Linked DNA regions of Mus musculus: region 1 is linked to region 2. A link is a loop called in an ENCODE intact Hi-C map of the cell type or tissue named here. Cell type or tissue: left cerebral cortex. All regions are shown on one strand. Links, peaks and the distances in the headings refer to the core of each region. The heading gives the core; the rest is flanking DNA. Region 1 has its middle 21 kb from the start of Slitrk4. Region 2 holds the start of Gm52432.

Evidence for each region. A loop is a pair of places that touch in the nucleus more often than their neighbours do. Peaks named below come from ENCODE experiments on the same cell type or tissue, not always from the same donor. Only the 100,000 strongest peaks of a DNase experiment are listed, where the experiment ranks them.
Region 1: a loop joins it to region 2, with 9 times the contacts of the local background. A loop is called at or near these places in 5 of 42 quality-filtered maps.

What each region holds. Positions count from the first base shown.
Region 1 is chrX:64,292,619-64,302,512 of GRCm38, reverse strand. No RefSeq gene overlaps it. Among named protein-coding and RNA genes, the nearest start is that of Slitrk4, 21 kb to the right of the region's middle. In left cerebral cortex, for the core only: a CTCF peak has its summit at 5,143 (motif pointing left); no DNase peak of the experiment used is centred there.
Region 2 is chrX:65,700,578-65,710,471 of GRCm38, reverse strand. It overlaps Gm52432, which reads right to left and starts at 3,077. Exons shown (of 1, transcript XM_030251541.1): 1 at 1,269-3,077. The coding sequence starts at 3,077. The coding sequence ends at 1,269. In left cerebral cortex, for the core only: a CTCF peak has its summit at 5,236; a DNase peak (open chromatin) is centred at 5,264.

The DNA.
Region 1 (9,894 bases), core at 1,079-9,078, 1.4 Mb after region 2:
TGAATCCTTGGTCTCTAAATTACCTTGGATCAAATGAAAACCCCTTTATCAAACAACAAATACTAAACATCTGCTCAGATACTTCTCAAATGTCATTGCATATTCTCTACATATTGATTGGCTTGCTTGCATTTATGTTTAAAATGTCAGTGTTTTATAAGACAGAAAAATAGTCTCAAGTAGCCCTATTAAATGGTCATGTATAACACCAAGCATTCACACCATAGGAGAAATAGAATACAGAGTACCAACATGTGAGAAAATACATATTAGTCTTTGCTATACTTTCCATTGCTGTGAAAAGACCATGACCAAGGCAACTCTTATAAAGAAAACATTTAATTAGGGCTGTCTTAAACTTTCTGAGGTTTATTCCATTATCATCATTGCAGGAAACATGGCAGTGTGTCAACAGTCATGGTGCTGGAGTAACTGAGAGTTCTATATCTTCATTGAAAGGAAGGCAGGAAGCAGACTATATTACAGACAAATAGGAGGAGGCTCTCTTTTCCCACCCCAATAATGATACACTTCCTCGAAAAAGGTCACATCCACTCCAACAAGGCCACACCTCCTAATACTGCCACTTTTTGAACCAAGTATATTCAAACCACCACACATATCCTGTGATTCATTTTTCCTTAAAGATCTCTTACAAATGACATACATGACAAGGTTGCATCTCTTACAAGTATGGGGATTCATTTCAGTAACTTGTTCATGTAATGAACCAACCTTTGTCTTGTATGCCTACTCTGATGTTGACAATAGCCAATATTTCATATATAATTTTATCAAGCATACATAAGAGCAACAAGTAGTTTAGTTCTGGGAAGTGAGTTAAGAAAATAAGAGACAGCAGATTCACAAAGCAGTACTACCTCATTCTATATGTTCAGTTATGCAGAAATATCATTTTTTAGTTATTTAATATTATATCAATTTCAGGGTGTTGCTCTTACCATGGGGTTCCATGCGAATGGCATAACATGAAGATAGTATAAAGATATTTTTGGGTAGAAGGGTAATCCTGTCCTTGGTAACCTAGACAGATCTTATGATGGCTAATTTTATGTATGTATTTTATGAAACATATTATTCACTTTTATTTATGTGAAATTAGTGTTTTGCCTGCATGTATGTGTACCAAGTACATGCAGTCCCTATCGCTGTCACTAGAAGGCGACATATACTTTGGATATGTAGTAAAGTGCTTTGTGGGTGCTGGAAATTGAATTCTGACTTTCTGTAAACTGGCCCCTTTTCTTCATAAACAATGAAAGTATTTTTTAAAAAATTATTTCTGGCCATTCCAGTCGGTGCCAGCTCTGGGTCACCTTGGGCACAAACTTGGCAGATGGTCCCTCGGTCCCCAGAGGACTCTCCACGTGACCTTAGGATCACTAGTGAGTGGAACACACATCAGTTCCAAATTTATTGCCCCAGGCATGTGCCAGCAGCAGAGAAGCAGAAAACCAGGGGCTCAAGACCCCACTTGTCTGCGCCAGCTCCAGGTCACCTTAGCACAAACTCAGCGGACAGTCCCATAGTCCACAGAGGACTCTCCATGTGATCTTAGGATCACTGGTTAATAGAACACAACATTGGTTCCAAACCAATTGTGACAGGTCTGTGACAGCAGAAGTCCTGAATCAACCTAGATTATAGGAGGGATAGGCTCCAATCAGATATATTGAGGGCAGGAAGCACTTGAGATAATCAGATGGCAGGAGTCAAGCATAAGAACAGAAACAACAGAAACCAAGGTTACTTGGCATCATCAGAACCAAACTCTCCCACAATAGCAAGTCCTGGATACACCATCTCACCAGAAAAGCAAGATATGGATCTCATGATGATGATGGAGGACTTTAAGAAGGAAATAAATAACTCCCTTAAAGAAGTAAAGGTAAACAGCTAGAAGCCCTTAAAGAGGGAACACAAAAGTCCTGTAAAGAGTTACAGGAAAATACTATGAAACAGGTGAAAGAATTTGACAAAACCATCCAGGATCAAAAAATGGAAGTAGAAACAATAAAGAAATCACAAAGGGAGACAACTCTGGAGATAGAAACCATAGGAAAGAAATCAGGAACCATAACTTGTCGCTACCATCTCCAACCAGCAGAAAAGAAGTAACAAAACTGATGTCCTTCTCAAGGCAATTTATTCAGGAACTTAACAATGTGCAGGAAAAAGAAAAAAAATGCCCCGACCTCTCTTGGCCATCCCCCTTTATCCCCTCACGGCTACTCCCCATCACCCCAGTCCACTTAGGCACAGTTTATTGGCTCAGGACTACATTCATCACATCATCCGATCTTACATCATGGTGCATCTGTGCAATGCAGCTCAAGGTATATGGCTATCTTGAGGGATATGAGGAAGTCAGGTGCCAGTCATAAGACTTGGCAGCAGTCCCGGGTGCCATCTTGGGGTCACGGCCACACCTGCTCCTTACAATAACTGAGAGCACCAGCAACAGAATACAAGAGATGGAAGATAGGTGCAGAAGATTCCATAGAAACATGGACACAACAATAAAAGGAAAGACAAAATGCAAAAAGATCCTAGCTCAAAACATTCAGGAAATCCAGGACACAGTGAGAAACCAAACCTAAGGATAATAGGAGTAGATGAGAATGAAGATTTTCAAATTAAAGGGCCAGTAAATATCTTCAGCAAAATTATAGAACAAAACTTCCCTAATCTAAAGAAGATGCCCATGAACATACATGAAGCCTATAGAACTCCAAATAGATTGGGACAGAAGAGAAATTCCTCCCACCACATAATAATCAGAACAACAAATACACTAAATAAAGAGAGAATATTATAAGCAGTAAGGGAAAAAGGTCAAGTAACATATAAAGGCAAGCCTATCATTTTCACATATCATTTTCAAGACAAATGCAATGTACCAAAGTTACATCAAGATAAGATTAATGATCTAAACAGCCCCATATCCCCTAAAGAAATAGAAGCAGTGATTAATAGTCTCTCAAACAAACAAACAAACAAACAAACAAACAAACAAACAAAAAAAGCCCAGGACGAGATGGGTTTAGTGCAGAGTTCTATCAGACCTTCAAAGAAGACCTAATTCCAACTCTCCTCAACCATTCCACAAAATAGAAAAAGAAGGTACTCTACCCAAATCATTCTATGAAGCCACAATTACTCTGATACCTAAACTACACAAAGACCCAACAAAGAAAGAACTTCAGACCAATTTCCTTGATGAATATCGATGCAAAAATACTCAGTAAAATTCCCTCAAACCGAGTCCAAGAACACATCAAAACGATCATTCATCATGATCAAGTAGGCTTCATCCCAAGGATGCAAGGATGATTTAATATATAGAAATCCATCAAAGTGATCCACTATACAAACAAACTCAAAGACAAAAAGGATATGATCATCTCGTCAGATGCTGAGAAAGTATTTGACAAAATCCAACACCCATTCATAATAAGAGTCTTCAAAAGATCAGGAATTCAAGGCTTATACCTAAACATAATAAAAGCAATATACAGCAAAACAGTAGCCATCATCAAACTAAATGGAGAGAAACTTTAAGCAATCGCACTAAAATCAGAGACTAGACAAGGCTGCCCACTTTCTCCCTACCTATTCAATATAGTACTTGAAGTCCTAGCCAGAGCAATTAGACAACAAATGGAGATCAAGGGGACACAAATTGGAAAGGAAGAAGTCAAAATATCAATATTTGCATATGATATGATAGTATATATAAGTGACCCTAAAAATTCCACCAGAGGACTCTTAAACCTGATAAACATCTTCAGTGAATTAGCTGTATATAAAATTAACTCAAACAAATCAGTGCCTTCTCTCTACACAAAGGATAAACAGTCTGAGAAAGAAATTAGGGAAACAACACCCTTCACAATAGTTATAAATAGTATGAAATTCCTTGGTGTGACTCTAACTAAGGAAGTGAAAGGTCTGTATGATAAGAACTTCAACTCTCTGAAGAATAAAATTGAAGAAGTTCATAGAAGATGGAAAGATCCCCCGTGCTCATGGATTGGCCGGATCAATATAGTAAAAATGGCTATCTTGCCGAAAGCAAACTACAGATTCAACGCAATTCCCATCAAAATTCCAACTCAATTCTTCACCGAGTTAGAAAGGGCAATGTGTAAATTTATCTGGAATAACATAAAACCTAAGATAGCAAAAACTATTCTCAACAATAAAAGGACCTCTGGTGGAATAACCATGCCTGACCTAAAGGTATACTACAGAGCAATTGTGATAAAAACTGCATGGTACTGGTACAGCGACAGACAAGTAAACCAATAGAATAGAATTCAAGACCCAGAAATTAACCCACATACCTATGGTCACTTGATCTTTGACAAGGGAACTAAAACAATCCAGTGGAAAAAAGTCCAGTAATTTTCTGAAGGTTTGCACACAGTCTTAATTTTTCTTACTAAATCATGTTTATCTGGTGGAAAGAAGATGTGGTCGCAGTGGGAGGGACTTGGAGTAGCTACTCCTCTGAAGTCCCAGAGTAACACTATAATTTAATATTCACCTGATTAGATATTTATTCCCATTATAATACTAAAGTCAGACAAAACTTAAATACATTATGAAAATATTGGTGTGAATCTTTTTATAGTTTAGATTTTGAAATAAAATGAATTATTACCTTCAAAGTTTTCTAAATAGTTGTAATTTGGGTTTTATGTAAGGAAAATCTGACTTTATCTTTATTGGAATGATACCTAAATGATAGTAGTTAGATTAATTCTTGATATCATAGTTATATATTAGAAAATTAATTATAGAATGAAACTAGCTCATTAATGAGATTTTTGCCATAAGTAATGGAAGTGAGAATTGAAATAATTATGCCAAGTGTTTTCAATCAGTTATTCAACTTATGGATCTGCACTGTTCTACCCTAAATTTCCAAGTTCAAGTGACATATTCAGAGGTATAAAATTGATTAGCATGCAGAATTTCATTGACTGAACTCACTGACAAATTTATTTTCCCTATCATTGTACTGAATATGTAAAATGAGAGTTATATTTCCTTAGGACACACTTTACTATCCATCTTCTTTGTATATTTTAGAAGTAAAAGAGATGCCATCTGCTGGTAAGAAGAAGTATACAACATAACAGAGTTTGAAAATACTTTCTGGAAATCAAATATTTCCAGTCATTTCACTGAACTGATATCTAATCCATTACAGATATACATTTTAAAACAAATGCACTCCAGTGTGCATCTTAAGTATTCAGAAATTGACGCTCAATGGCAGCAAGGTCAAATAAAAAAAAAAGACCCCATGTTAGAAATTGTAAATCGCTTTACAGAATTTACTTGTATTTTGAAACTTCTTAGTGTTATCACAGAACCATATTACTATGCAGGAGCAAAATGATGTTCATGCAGCTGTACCAAACACCTAGTTTGTTTTTAGCTGTAACAGACACCTAGACAGTGGAGGAAAATTGATTCTTTTCCTTCAGACAAGACATAAAACATTGGGAATTTGGGGAAATTTTTCTTCCAAATATTTTGCTGGAAGTCTGTGTATATTTATACATTTATAAATATTTACATATTTAACTCATGTTGAGTTAATGTTGATGTTGTATAAACCATCCAAAAACTTCTTTATCAGATCCACTGTTCAGATTATTACCTTTTCTAGTTTTATTTTATTGTTCAAGAGGCACACTGAACAAAAGTAACTTGGGAGGGTTTATTTTACATCCACTTCCAAATCATAACCCATTATTTGGAAAAGTCAAGGCAGAATTTAAAGGTAGGAGTTTGGTTGCAGGAAACAAGGAGTGATGCAGCTTCCTGGCTGCTCTTAGATTATGCTTAGCTAGATTTCTTATGCAGCCTTCTTAGGGATGGTATGCCAATGGTGCACTGAGCCCTTCCACTTAATTAACAATGAAGATACTCCTTCACATATAAATCCATAGACCAACTTGATAAATAAAATTATTTAATCAGAGCTCTTCTCTCAGATAACTCTAGGCTGTCTCAAGTTGAAAAAGGTAACTAAAACATGCTATTTTCCCATTGGATAATCTGTCAAGGTTATAGAAGACCTTTAAACATATACATGTGTATGCACAGGGTCAATTCTTTTCTTTTCTTATTAAATGTACTATATAGTTTTGGTTTCTATAAATTTGTAATATGTTTTGAAATTGGAAACTATGAAGTATATAACCTCAAATGTTTTCCTTAAGACTGTTTTACCAAGAGAGACTTCTCTTAAATTCTATGTTAATTTTAGATTTTGCTTGTTTCTTTAATGGGCTGAGAAAACTTCCAGAAATAAAAATCTGAGTTTTGATTTGTAGCACTAGTTTTCTTCTTAACATCTTGCTATGTTTTAGCAAAGAAAATTTGCTAAAATACATTACATAGTAATACTACTTCTTTTAATCCATAAAAACAATTTATCCTGCAGTTCACATTTCACAATGATATATAATACCCCTCATCTTGAGTCTACTCAAAGTCCTACTGTATCAGCCATTTTTTAGTCATGGAATTCTTTTATACCTAATACCATGAAATCATGGTCCTAGCTGTTTTTTTTTTCCTACTTAGACTAAACACATTCATTTCCTGCTATGAGTCTAATGAGTAAGTGTCATCATTAGGGTTTTACTGCTGTGAACAGACACCATGACCAAGGCAACTCTTGTAAGGACAATATTTAATTGGGCCTGGCTTGCAGGTTCAGACGTTCAGTTCATTATCATCAAGGCAAGAGCATGGCAGCATCCAGGCAGGCATGGTGCAGGAGGAACTGAGAGTTCAGCACCTGCATCTGAAGGCTGCTAGCAGAATACTTGTTTCCAGACACTAGAACAAAGCTCGTGCCTACAGGGACACACCTTTCCAACAAGATCATGTGAACCTTATCCAACAGGGCCATGCCCTCTAATAGTATCATTCCTTGGGCTAAGCATATACAAACCATCACAGTGAGTATCCTTTTGCTCACTAACTAACCACTAGCTGGTAAATACTTCCTTCATAGGAATTATAAATTTTCAGCCTATCCCTGGTACTGGGAATTCAGGAATTTGCTCAGTAACAATTTCACAAAGTAAGCCTCACAAAGTATTGTGACACAGGGAGTCATTGTACAACATAACAGAGACCATTCAAATATATTGTCAGATTCATTGAGAAAACTTCATTTGCCAATGCTTAGTGAAGTATAGAAATACCTGCTTACAGTAGCATTCGAAGATTAACTTGAAGCATGTTTCTGTTCCATTTAACAATAAATGTCTAAAAGTGTGATGAGGGAAAAATTTCCAAATGTATTTAAGGGATTTAGAAAGTTGGTTATTTTGTAGCTTAGACCAATTATTGAGTAGTGTAAATGACAACGAAAGCATAGCATCTGCAAATGTTATTTGATACTTCCTGTTTGTTTTGTTCTGCTGAAAAAGCTTAATGAAGAGATTTTCATTTTGACTAGATAATATGTTTACAAATATAAATAAAGTTATAATACCTAAAATCACATGATAAAAATCACTAACTGGTAGATAATATACTCACTAACAATAGCTGAGAACTTCATCAGGTTTTAGGAATATAAATATACTTTTATACATTTGTAATAAAAATAATATAGAAGAATATAAATATATGGTAAAATAATTTTAATAACAATTGTAATAAATAGTAAAATAATTGATGTACTTGACTATGGAACTCTTTCAGATACAAATATTTTTATGGTGACAGGATGCAAAAAAACTATAGTGAATTGAAAAATATGATGGATTGGACAATTGACAATTATGACTTTTACAAAAAATCATAATAAGCTTATGGTAGAGACACTATTGTTATCTAATTTCCTATGCAAAGCCTTTGAACTCAAAATGGTAAAGTTATATGTCTAATATTAGTATTCTGGTCAATATAACCACAAAATCTGTTCGTATACCACTGTACAGAAATTCAAAGGATAACTTTGAATGATAGGACACTGGTATGGTGCATGTACAAAGAACATTGCCACAGCAATTTTAGTATGTGAAAAATCACATTTCAAAGTAATGTTGAATGTTTTGAAGATATGTGATATGAAAATATGTGGTAAATGTTACAACACATATTTTTATAAACATATTTATATGTATGCCTTAAAGACAGCATAATATGTATGTATAGATTTTTGCCTAAATGACTTCACAAGTTATCATAATATATACAAGTGAATACACACATATACACATATGGACATATACACAGACATTATAACTTTATTTAGCATTTGCAAGAAAAGAGCCATAGTTAACTACAGTGCCTTTTATAGAAATGTATACAATCCATCCAAACTCTCATATTTCCCAATAGGATAAAGAAAACTAACATGGTCTCTTTTATCTATACCATATAACTCAGTACTTTTCTGAAAAATTCCTTAATTATCTTAGGCACCACATACACCAGAGTTTTCACCATATCTGAAACTTCAGCACTCAGGAGGCAGAGGCATTTAGATCTTTCAGAGTTCAATGCCAACATGGTATATGTAGTTAATTCCAAGACTATACAGTGAGACCTTACCTTAAGAAAATGTCACCATAAGTAACTTATCAAGGAACTTAAATATTAAAAACATTTTTCTCATAAATTGTGTGGGCCCTTTATTTTCCTCCTGCTCTAGGCTTTACTCTTTCTCATGTCTCCTTTTAATAGGTTTCATATTTCTCCATCTTTATCATTTAATCATAGCCCTCAAATGTCCTTAGCACATTTGCATAGACTTTCTCGTTGTCAATAATCTTCACTAAAGTTGTACATTTGTTACAAGTGAAGAACATTTTCTATGAGCCTATATGTGAACCCTGTGTGAAGGGCAAATGAAAGAGTCAGAGAGCTTGCCTGGATCTAAGGTATGAATATATGAACATCCAACAATCTAACTTTAACTCATTTATAATTATCATTGCTATGAGAAGAACATTTAAAAATCTTTCAGTGAATTACCAGTGCTAGTAATTTTAGTCTTAAGTACTAAGCAGCAGTTAGGAAATCATATTAGGTATTCTGGCAATCTGTTTTAATAGAAATTAGCTAATAAAGCAATTAGCAAAGTAAGGAACATATTACTACTATGCTTTATTATGATTTACATGAAATTTCATATGCAGATGTATAATGTAGAATTGCTAAAATTACATTTAGAAAATTTAGCAGTGTATTTAAATATTTCTCATTCACAGGCAACCAGCTGTGATGGAGGAAGCTGTATTTAAATAGTCAAAACTGAAGGTGCCAGCAGATTTTAAACAGAGTACATGAAAGAGAACTGTATATAAGTTTTGTTTTCCTTCTTGATGTGGTTTTTCCCAACACAGTGAAATTGGCATGTTTGGTCTGTTTTAACCTTTTAAAAATTACATACCATATTCTGACCTAGGCATACAATTATCTGATAAATATTCATGGAATTACCTATATACAATTGTGCCAGACATAATTGATGTGTATGGTTGCAAATTTAGTGTTCATATTGTTGTACATCTTGAATGTAAAATCATGTAACAAATGAAGATAATCTTGACCAGTTATGATGCTTTTAAAGGTGATAAAACATATATTTGCACTAGTTAAATGCTGAGCTGAAGATATATAGGTTATATATGATGCATAGATAAATGTATGTATATATGTACAAATGTACATATTTTATTTAAGTTTGCTTTTTCCTGCATGAAACTATTAGGTAGATTTTAAATGTATTTATAAAATTCAAGCATATGCATATTAACAAAACTATAATATTCATAATATTAACACTCATTGAGTAAACAATTGAAAAATCTATAAAGGACCTTTGTT
Region 2 (9,894 bases), core at 1,193-9,192:
GCAAAAGAGCTTCTTGTACATAAAGTTGACACATAGTAGGACTATTGGACATTCCCTGTGGTAAGACCTTCCATTGATACCTCTTATCAGGTTCCATGTGATTAATAGAGGGGATGGTAAAGGCAAATCTGGGCCTATCTCTTGGACACAAAGGTATAGAAAAGAAACAATCTTTAATATCTATAATAATTAAATTCCAGCCACGTGGTAAGGCGGAAAGTACAGGGAGACCCCTCTGTACTGGGCCAAATAAGTTCATTTGCTCATTAATGGCTCTGAGGTCATGGAGCAGTCTCCACTTTCCTGACTTTTTCTTAATTACAAAAATTGGAGTATTCCAAGGTGAGGTAGAGGGTTCAATATGGCCTAGTTTTAATTGTTCCTCTACCAGTTGAATCACAGCTTCTAGTTTTTCAGAGGATAGGTGCCATTGAGGAACCCACACTGGGTCCCCTGTTTTCCATGGTATGGGTCGTGCTGCCCCAATGGCCGCTATGGAAAACCCAGACCCTGTCTGTCTTGGTTTCCATTAGGTGAGATGGGCTCTATCCTTCCCTGTTCTTGATGTCCTAACCCTTTTCCTTCTTTATAACCCATCTTTGCCATGATATTTTTTGCTTTAGCTGAATACCCTCCCGATGGGGCGTTTTCATTGGACAAAATAAGGCCCAAATGCTGCATAATATCCCTTCCCCAGAGGTTAACCGGGAGTGGGAGCACATAAGGTATGAATTTCCCTTGCTGCCCTTCAGAGGATTCCCACGTCAAGGCAATGGAGCTTATAGTGGGACATGATTGATAACCTAGGCCCTGTAATGAATGAGATGACTCTGTGGTGGGCCATGCTTTGGGCCACCAATGTGTAGAGATTATACTTTTATCTGCTCCGGTATCAAGGATGCCTTCAAACTCTTTTCCATTAATCTTAAGGCGGAGCTTAGGTCTATCATTTAAAGATACAACCAAATAGGCAGAATCATTTCCTGAGGAGCCCATTTTCTTTATCTCAGGTCCTGCAGATTTTTCCCTGGTATTATCAGGGAGGAGCAGCAGCTGAGCTATCCTATCTCCTTTACTAATAGAAAAAACGCCTTTAGGGCTTGAGCACAGGACCTGTATTTCAGGGGAATGTTGACAATCCATAACTCCAGGGTGGACTACTAAGCCCTGCAAGGTGAGTGAACCCCGGCCGAGAATAAGGCCCATGGTTCCCGGGGGCAAGGATGGTATAGGCTCCACCGGCACCGGCTGAATACTCATTTGAGGCATTAATAGGAAGTCGGAGGCGGCACGCAGGTCCACCCTTGTGGGTCTTCCTGGGTCGCCTCTCTGACTGCTTCCTGGGTCCTGACAAACCGGTTCCCATATCTTTGAGGGCCCTGGGACCGAGGGCCCGATGACCCGTTTTTTGGCACATCAGTTGATTGACTATCAGGTGGGGGAAGGACTCTGCCCTTTATATCCCTCACAGAGCGACACTGGTCAGCTCTATGATAACCCTTGCCACACTTAGAGCAAAGAGTGAGAGTCCCTCCCTGTTTATCTGGAGCTCTGCAATCTTTCTTAAAATGCCCAGGCTTTCCGCAATTAAAACATGTCCTCTGATCATTTCTGCTCATGGAGCGGTTCTGAGATTGGAGGATGGCGGCCGCTAAGCCTGCATTGGTGAGAGGTCCCCCAAGCTCTCGACAGACCCTGAGCCAGTCTTGTAAGCCTTTGTTCTTTCTTGGGGCTATGGCCGCTCGGCACTCCTTTGTGGCTTGCTCATAGATTAGCTGTTCTACCAGAGGCGCGGCTTGCTCTGAATCTCCAAAAATACGCTCTGCTGCCTCTGTCATTCTGGCCACAAAATCTGAGAAGGATTCCTGAGGTCCCTGGACAACTTTTGTTAATTGACCAGTGGTTTCACCTGCTCGAGAGAGCGCCTTCCAGGCCCTAATAGCCGTGGAAGAAATCTGGGCATAAGCTCCCCAATGGTAGTTTGTCTGATCAGCAGAATAAGCTCCCTGACCCGTTAACAAGTCAAAAGTCCAATCTCTCTGCTCTGGAGTCAAAGCAGCTGCGTTTGCTCGGGCCTGCGCTTGTGCAGCTTCATGCCAAAGAGCTCTCCATTCCATATATTTGCCCATACTAGGGAGAGCGGCTTTTACAACCGTTTGCCAGTCGGCAGGAGTTAGTGCCATGCCGGCAAGCCTGTCTAACTGCACCAAGGTAAAATTAGCATTGGTTCCGTATTTACGGACCGACTCGGCAATTTCTTTAATTTGTAAGTATTCTACCGGAGCGTGGACACGCCCACCCTCGGCTCCTTCAAAGACCGGAAATGCCTGTTGTATTTTCCTTTGTTCCTCTCTGGGAATGAATGAGTCTGCGCACTGCCTCTCTGCGCAGGGCTGACGCACTACGCAGGGCGGGGACTCCGCATAGGGCGGACCTTGAAGCCGACTGCCCTGAGGCCAATCAGCAAACTGGCCTTCGCCAGCCGCTTTTGGCTTCCTTAACTGATTAGCTAGCACTTTACCTGGCTGGTACCCTTTTTTCTCATAATGAGCTGCTTCTTCCTCCCAGTCTGTTTCTTCAGAGGAGAATTCTTCATCTGCTTCAGAGCTACTAAGAGCTGGCTCCCCGAGCCCATCCAGCGATGAGCACAGGCTCCTTTTCCTAGAGACCTCCGCTAATTGATCTTTCTTCTTTTCCCTTTTTCCTCTTTTTCTTCTAATCTCTCTCCAGGTATTCCTACCTAACCTTAACTTTTCCTCGGGTTCAAGACCCTTGGAAAGGCCTGTATACTTATTTTGTGTACCATATTTCCTCTTTGTTCCTACTCTCTCTCCCCACTTTACTTCTGATAGCTTGTCCTGAATTTCCTCTAGAATCAGCCCTATCTTAATCACTTGATAACATGTGAAAAGGAACAGAAGGGCTCCTAACACCAGAAAAAATTCAAGGCCAAACATATTCCACTTTACTTCTGATAGACTGTCTTGAATTTCCTTAGAAAGTTCAAGATCAGACTTACCTCGTAAAGCTGTACTCACTGGTACTCTCGTTCCCCAGCTGAAAAGTTCTGAATTCATACAGTTGAATCCTTCTTAACAGTCTGCTTTACGGGAACCTTTATTACCGCGACCCGCAGTTCTGGTTCTGGAATGAGGGATCTTCCTTGCGCCAGTCCCGAGTTTTTTCTCGTCCCGGAATTCGGCACCAATTGTTATTAGACGCGTTCTCTCGCCCGGCCAGGAAGAACACAACAGACCAGAATCTTCTGCGGCAAAACTTTATTGCTTACATCTTCAGGAGCAAGAGTGTAAGAAGCAAGAGAGAGAGAAAACGAAACCCCGTCCCTATTAAGGAGAATTCTCCTTCGCCTAGGACGTGTCACTCCCTGATTGGCTGCAGCCCATCGGCCGAGTTGACGTCACGGGGAAGGCAGAGCACATGGAGTAGAGAACCACCCTCGGCATATGCGCAGATTATTTGTTTACCACTTAGAACACAGCTGTCAGCGCCATCTTGTAACGGCGAATGTGGGCGCGGCTCCCAACATACTATTATTTTATTTATTTACATTCCAGTCTCTCTCTCTCTCTCTCTCTCTCTCTCTCTCTCTCTCTCTCTCTCTCTCTCTCTCTCTCCTTCTGCCTCCTTCAATTGTTTCCTTCCCCACTTCTAAGTGGATTGAGGCATCCTTACTTGGGCCTTTCTGCTTGTTACATTTCTTTAGGTCTGTGACTTGTATCCTAGGTATTCTGTACTTTATGGCTAATATCCACTTAGTGAATGCATACCATGTGTGTTCTTTTGTGTCTGAGTTACCACACTCAGGATTATATTTTTCTAGTTCCATCCATTTAACTAAGAATTTCATGATGCCCGGATTTTAATAGCTGAGTAGTAGTCCATTGAGCAAATGAACCACATTTTCTGTATCCATTCTTTTGTTGAGGGACTGTAATTGTTATTATCCACAGGGGACTATAGTATTTTTTAATATTTGAAACTACTTAAAGTTCAAACATTATTTTATTATGATAGTGTGCATGAATGTGATTTCACACATGCAGTGCACAGCACAAGTTTTTAGGATAGAGAGAAAATTTGTGGAGTCAACTCTCCTTTCACCTTCTTGTTGGTTCCTAGGATCGAAATCAGGTTATCTCGTTTATAAGATAAGATCTTTTACCTACTTCCCAAGAGCAAATTTGAACTTTGTCCATCCCATATTCTTTGAAAATTTCACGAATGTATGCAATATATTTTGATCATATCCACACCCCACTGCCCTTTCCAACTCCCTCTAGGATGCATCTTATCACATCTCCATCACAAATTAATTCCCCTTTTTAAAATTATTAATTAATTAGATTAGTTCACTGAATCTAGTTAATGTTGTTCATATGTAAATGGGTGTGATACCATCCATTGATACATGTGGAATTTATCATTGCCAACACACCCAAAAAACAGATTTTTAACAGTTATTCTCCCTTCCTCTCTCTCCTTCTCTGTCTCTGTCTGTCTCTGCCTGTCTCTGTCTCTCTCTCTCGGAAGAATATTTTATTTTCCTCAGTTTAGATGAACAAGATAATCGAGATTTGCCTTACCTAGAAAATGACTTATTTTCTCTGTACACAGTCTGCATATTTATGCATTTCTAAACACTCTTTCTATTGATTGTGATCTCTCTGGGCTAAGGGGATGGGCTTGGTGAAGAAGCATTGAAACGGTTGTAACACTTTCAGTTTTGTGAATATCATAACATCTACACTGGAATCTGACCTATTCAGAACTAGTGAAGTAATTATTGGTACCTGCTGAGCAAACAAAAGACCCAGGTATGCACATTTGCAATTTCTTACAAATTAGTCACCCAGGTAAGTTGTCTATACACCATGTTTTCCATTTTGTAAGTATAACACATAAGAATGAGCATCACTATTAAAGTTTCTTCTCTCCATGTGTGCCATTGTATCCCAACCAAGCTTTCTTCCTGTGTAAGACAGCTTTTGACCCTCAGTTAATTTATTTGCTTCCTGAAAATTTAAATGAATTTTGTAATATACAAATATTTTTACGTTTGATATTTATATTAAAAATAAACATGTTTCTGTTTGGTTTTGGATTTGAAATTAGTAACAGAAAATTTTGGGGCATTAAGCCACTTTACTTCCAAGTCTTATAATTTATAGAAGCTCGAAATTGAAATTGTGCACTGAAAGTAGTCTGCAAACAGCACAGTGGCAGACAATGTCCTGATGGGGGAGTAAGAGACTGTGTTCAAATATGTTAGAGTATTTAATTGAAAATATTTGACTTAACCTTGAAGCAATGGGAAATCCAAATCCGGTCATCCACAAAATTATTGGAGAAAGAAACATAGGTGACTCCATGCATCTCTTTTAGACACCAGTAACTATTTTTTCTCTGTTTTATTTAGTGTTTTATACTACTGATTGATTTTTTGTATTGAAATATAGTATGCAGTGATTAAATCACAGAATAAAGTAATAATGTATTCCTTGCAATTATTAGACCCAAAAGTAGAATATAAAATTTGAAAGGCTACTTGCAAGTAATTTAACTCAATCTTCCAGCTCTGTTGACATACAAACTTTGAACAAGCAAGAGATTATTTTACAGGTCTAGATGGTCACTTGAATTCTTCCATATTGGATCTCTTTTTTTTTTTTTTTTCTGATGTAATGTTAGACTGTTATCAGCACCATTTGGGTTAATATTTTTATATTATGTTTATAATATTTTAACAGGCACTAGTATTCAAGATTCAATGAGCAATAAGTATTTTAAATGTAATGAACAGTGACTTCATTTAATTTGTTCATTCTTCATATCATTATGAAATCTCTTCCAGTTTTCCTGATCATCAAGCCTTGATTAAAATATGTCTTTAAATATCACTATAAGCAGAATCAAACTTTGTGGTTCTATTGATACAACATGGATTTCAAAATGCAGAGTGAATGATAAAAAGGAATAATTTTAAGGATGCTAAAAATGTTACATATTAAACTCTAAGCTTTTTCAAGTTCTCTGTCAAGGGCACTCTGAATTCCAGTATAAATAAATTAGGAAAACAAACTGAAAATGTAGCAAAAGAGACAAAAAGCAGCTAAAATCTTCTTAGTAACTACAGTGCCATCAGTACTAGATTGTGTGTGCCACTTTAATATTCACATAATTATTGCATTTACAGTGTATGTTATAAGTTAAGAAAGTTTTTATGCCCCTCCTTAGAAGTGGGAACAAAACACCCTTGGAAGGAGTTACAGAGACAAAGTTTGGAGCTGAGATGAAAGGATGGACCATGTAAAGACTGCCATATCCAGGTATCCACCCCATAATCAGCATCCAAACGCTGACACCATTGCATACACTAGCAAGATTTTATCGAAAGGACCCAGATGTAGCTGTCTCTTGTGAGACTATGCTGGGGCCTAGCAAACACAGAAGTGGATGCTCACAGTCAGCTAATGGATGGATCACAGGGCTCCCAATGGAGGAGCTAGAGAAAGTACCCAAGGAGCTAAAGGGATCTGCAACCCTATAGGTGGATCAACATTATGAACTAACCAGTACCCCGGAGCTCTTGACTCTAGCTGCATATGTATCAAAAGATGGCCTAGTCGGCCATCACTGGAAAGAGAGGCCCATTGGACACGCAAACTTTATATGCCCCAGTACAGGGGAACGCCAGGGCCAAAAAGGGGGAGTGGGCGGGTAGGGGAGTGGGGGTGGGTGGGTATGGGGGACTTTTGGTATAGCATTGGAAATGTAAATGAGCTAAATACCTAATAAAAAATGGAAAAAAAAGTTTACTCATCTACTCAATGGCAAATGAATTTTTTTATTTTCATTTTAATTTTTATGATTCATAAAATGGTGTACATTTTACTATATCCCTAGAATAGGATAATTGGTATCCTAATATTTTGATGATCACAATGAAAAATGAAAATGAGTTTAGATATAGTTATCTACAATACAAAGCTATCATTCATAATAGATGAGGGGTGTAGCAAAATAAACATAATCCAAGCTAATGTTCTCATTTGTTATAGAAAGACTTCAATATAGAATAACAATTTTCACCAATGACGTGGTTCTGAGAAATATATACATGAAATAGCAATTTTCCCATGCACTATCACCCCCCATTTTCCCATTCTATTCCTTACAAATACCTTGGATTCTGCAAATTTCCATAATTCAAATCTAGTATTATTCCTGTAAAAATCAAAAGCCACTGTTGCACCATTAAGCATATCTTGCCAGGCCAAGTTTATTGTAGTGCAAAGGGTTCCTAGTAGGCTAAGATAATTAATGACTTATTTCCCCCAGATGCTTGTGTATCAACTTCATGCTGTATGGAAGCTATCCATTTTAGCTGTGATATAGCTTGATTTATTTGTTTCTTGTTACAAAATATGTCTGTTTTTTTTCTTTTTCTTTTTCTTTTTCTTTTTCTTTTTGCAACAACGAGTTACCATGAAGTTCTAAACAGGAGAAATGGCAATAGCCCGTATTGCTTGGGGAGATATCTATATAATTCCTCTCTCTGAGGGGTTAAAAAACATCTCAGAAAATGGGACAGAAAGTATGTAAGAACTAGTGGTTGGAAAAGAGTGTTGGCAAACAGTATTTTATTTTATTTTATTTTTTCTGGCTATGCTCGAAATAATACACTCATAGGTTTCCTTGGTAAGAGCTGTGCAAGATTGGATCTGTCAATATTTCATCATGGAAGGCAGAAGAGGTAACAATGTCATATCCCCACCACCCCCATGGAATGTTGATAAGTGATAGTGTCCAGTGAGAATGTGTTGCATCCTCCAGTAGTAGAGCCACTGAAAAACTTGTCCATGTGCCAATAATGAGCCTACCACACATACTTTTGCAAGCCACTTTACTCGAACTAAGCTCAGTGGGATATATACACACGTAAACACAAACACACACACATACACACACATGTAAACACAAACACACACATTCTTAAACAATAAAAGTATGATGGAGATTTGTTATGAAAAAATGAAATGTATCATGCCAGGCAGTAATGTTCATTCCTGTAATCACAGCACTCAAGAGGCAGAGGCAGGTGGATCTCTGTGAGTTCGAGGCCATCCTTGACTACAAAGTGAGTTCCAAGACTTTCAGAGTTATTACACAGAGGAACTGTGTCATTAAAAAAAAAATACCTAGTAAAAAAACCAAACAAACCAAAATTCACTACCACCACCACCACCAATAACAACAACAAAAACTAGAAAGGTTTCGAAAGGAGGAATATGATGACGATCCAGGATAAAAAAGAATGAAAAGGATTACAATTCATATATACATGTATAAAAATGTTTAGAATGATTTAAAAATTGAGGAAAGAGAACCCCAAACCTCTTCTATATCTTCTGCTTCAGTGCAGTCCTGAAATCTTACTATACCTATTTGGTGCCATGATATTAGTGTAAAATGGATAAGTATTTGAGAGTTCTTACTAAACTTCTTGAACTATAAGACATAGAAATTAGCATCCTCTATTAGTCCAGATGTTTTTAAATGTATGTGTCACAGTGGTATTATCTGTACCAAAAGAGTCAAAAGAGATTTTTAAGAGAAGTATTTGGAAGAATACAGGGAAATCAATTGTGTCTTAGCTTCATGCCCTTTGGAGAATTTTTAGAAGAATATGAACGACCAAAGATGTAGAAATATACAGCTCCCCCTGTCTGAGATAGTCTCAGTAAAAGAGTCCAGGATAAAAATGCACAATATCTTAAGGAAGAAATTTAGGTAATATATATATATATACCATCCACAACAGAGGTATTTCAGCCACCACTCACAGCCACATTGGGTTATGATAAAAAGAGATCCATGGCCATCACCTTTCTTTTCCTTCCCCAACATCCAAATTACTAATCTAAGTAAGAAGAGACTGTTTGATTTACGTTTCTTCAAAATAGTATCATATCTTTCAACAAAGCTTGGGAAGTATTAGGTTTCATGAAGCTTTCTTATAGTTTTTTAAGAATGTTGACTTCAATATATTTTGTAAGTTTTAACAGAGTTCTATATATAATAGATCCCATGGAACACTTATTAACAACTTTCAAAAGAGTATTCACAGAAAAGTTCCAAGAAAAAATACCTTACTAATTTCTAATATTAATGTATTGATACTGTCCTCAGCAGGCAGATATATTAATATGATATGATGTTGTTCTTTATTAAAAATGTAAAGTACCATGTCACAGTTTGCTTACTTGTATTTAGAGCCCCTGAGTTATTGGAAATGATTTTGTTTCCATTTCACATTCTTCTCATACATATTATATGAGCTTGGTGAATGGTAATATAGGAGGTTATCTTGATAATTATGTTAAATACTACTTGTATGTAGCTTTGTTTTTTGGTTGATATTTAAGTTTATCTCCTCTTTCAGGCACATCTCTCCTTAGGTTTCAATAATCTTCATGACACTGAACCACTGTTAGTTTAATCCATACAATGTGTAATAATTTTAATTCAAAGCTTAGATACTTTGCACAGAAAGAAATACATGTTTTCTATCATCTCACTCAAAAGATGGTACACTAGATATCCTAAAGCAGGTGGTATAGACTGAGCCACCATGTAGGTGCTAGGAATTGAATCGATGTTCTCTGTAGGAAAAAGTGCTATTCAACAGCCATCTCCACAGTGCACTTCATATTTCTTTTGATTATATCAAAAGCTATCACACATAACAAATATTTATTTTATTTGCCATTTATTTAATAAATTATCACAGGGCTGTTAATACAGTTAAGTTGGTAAAGTGCCATACAAACATAACAACCTGAATTTTAATCTTTTGAATCTATATAAAAAAAC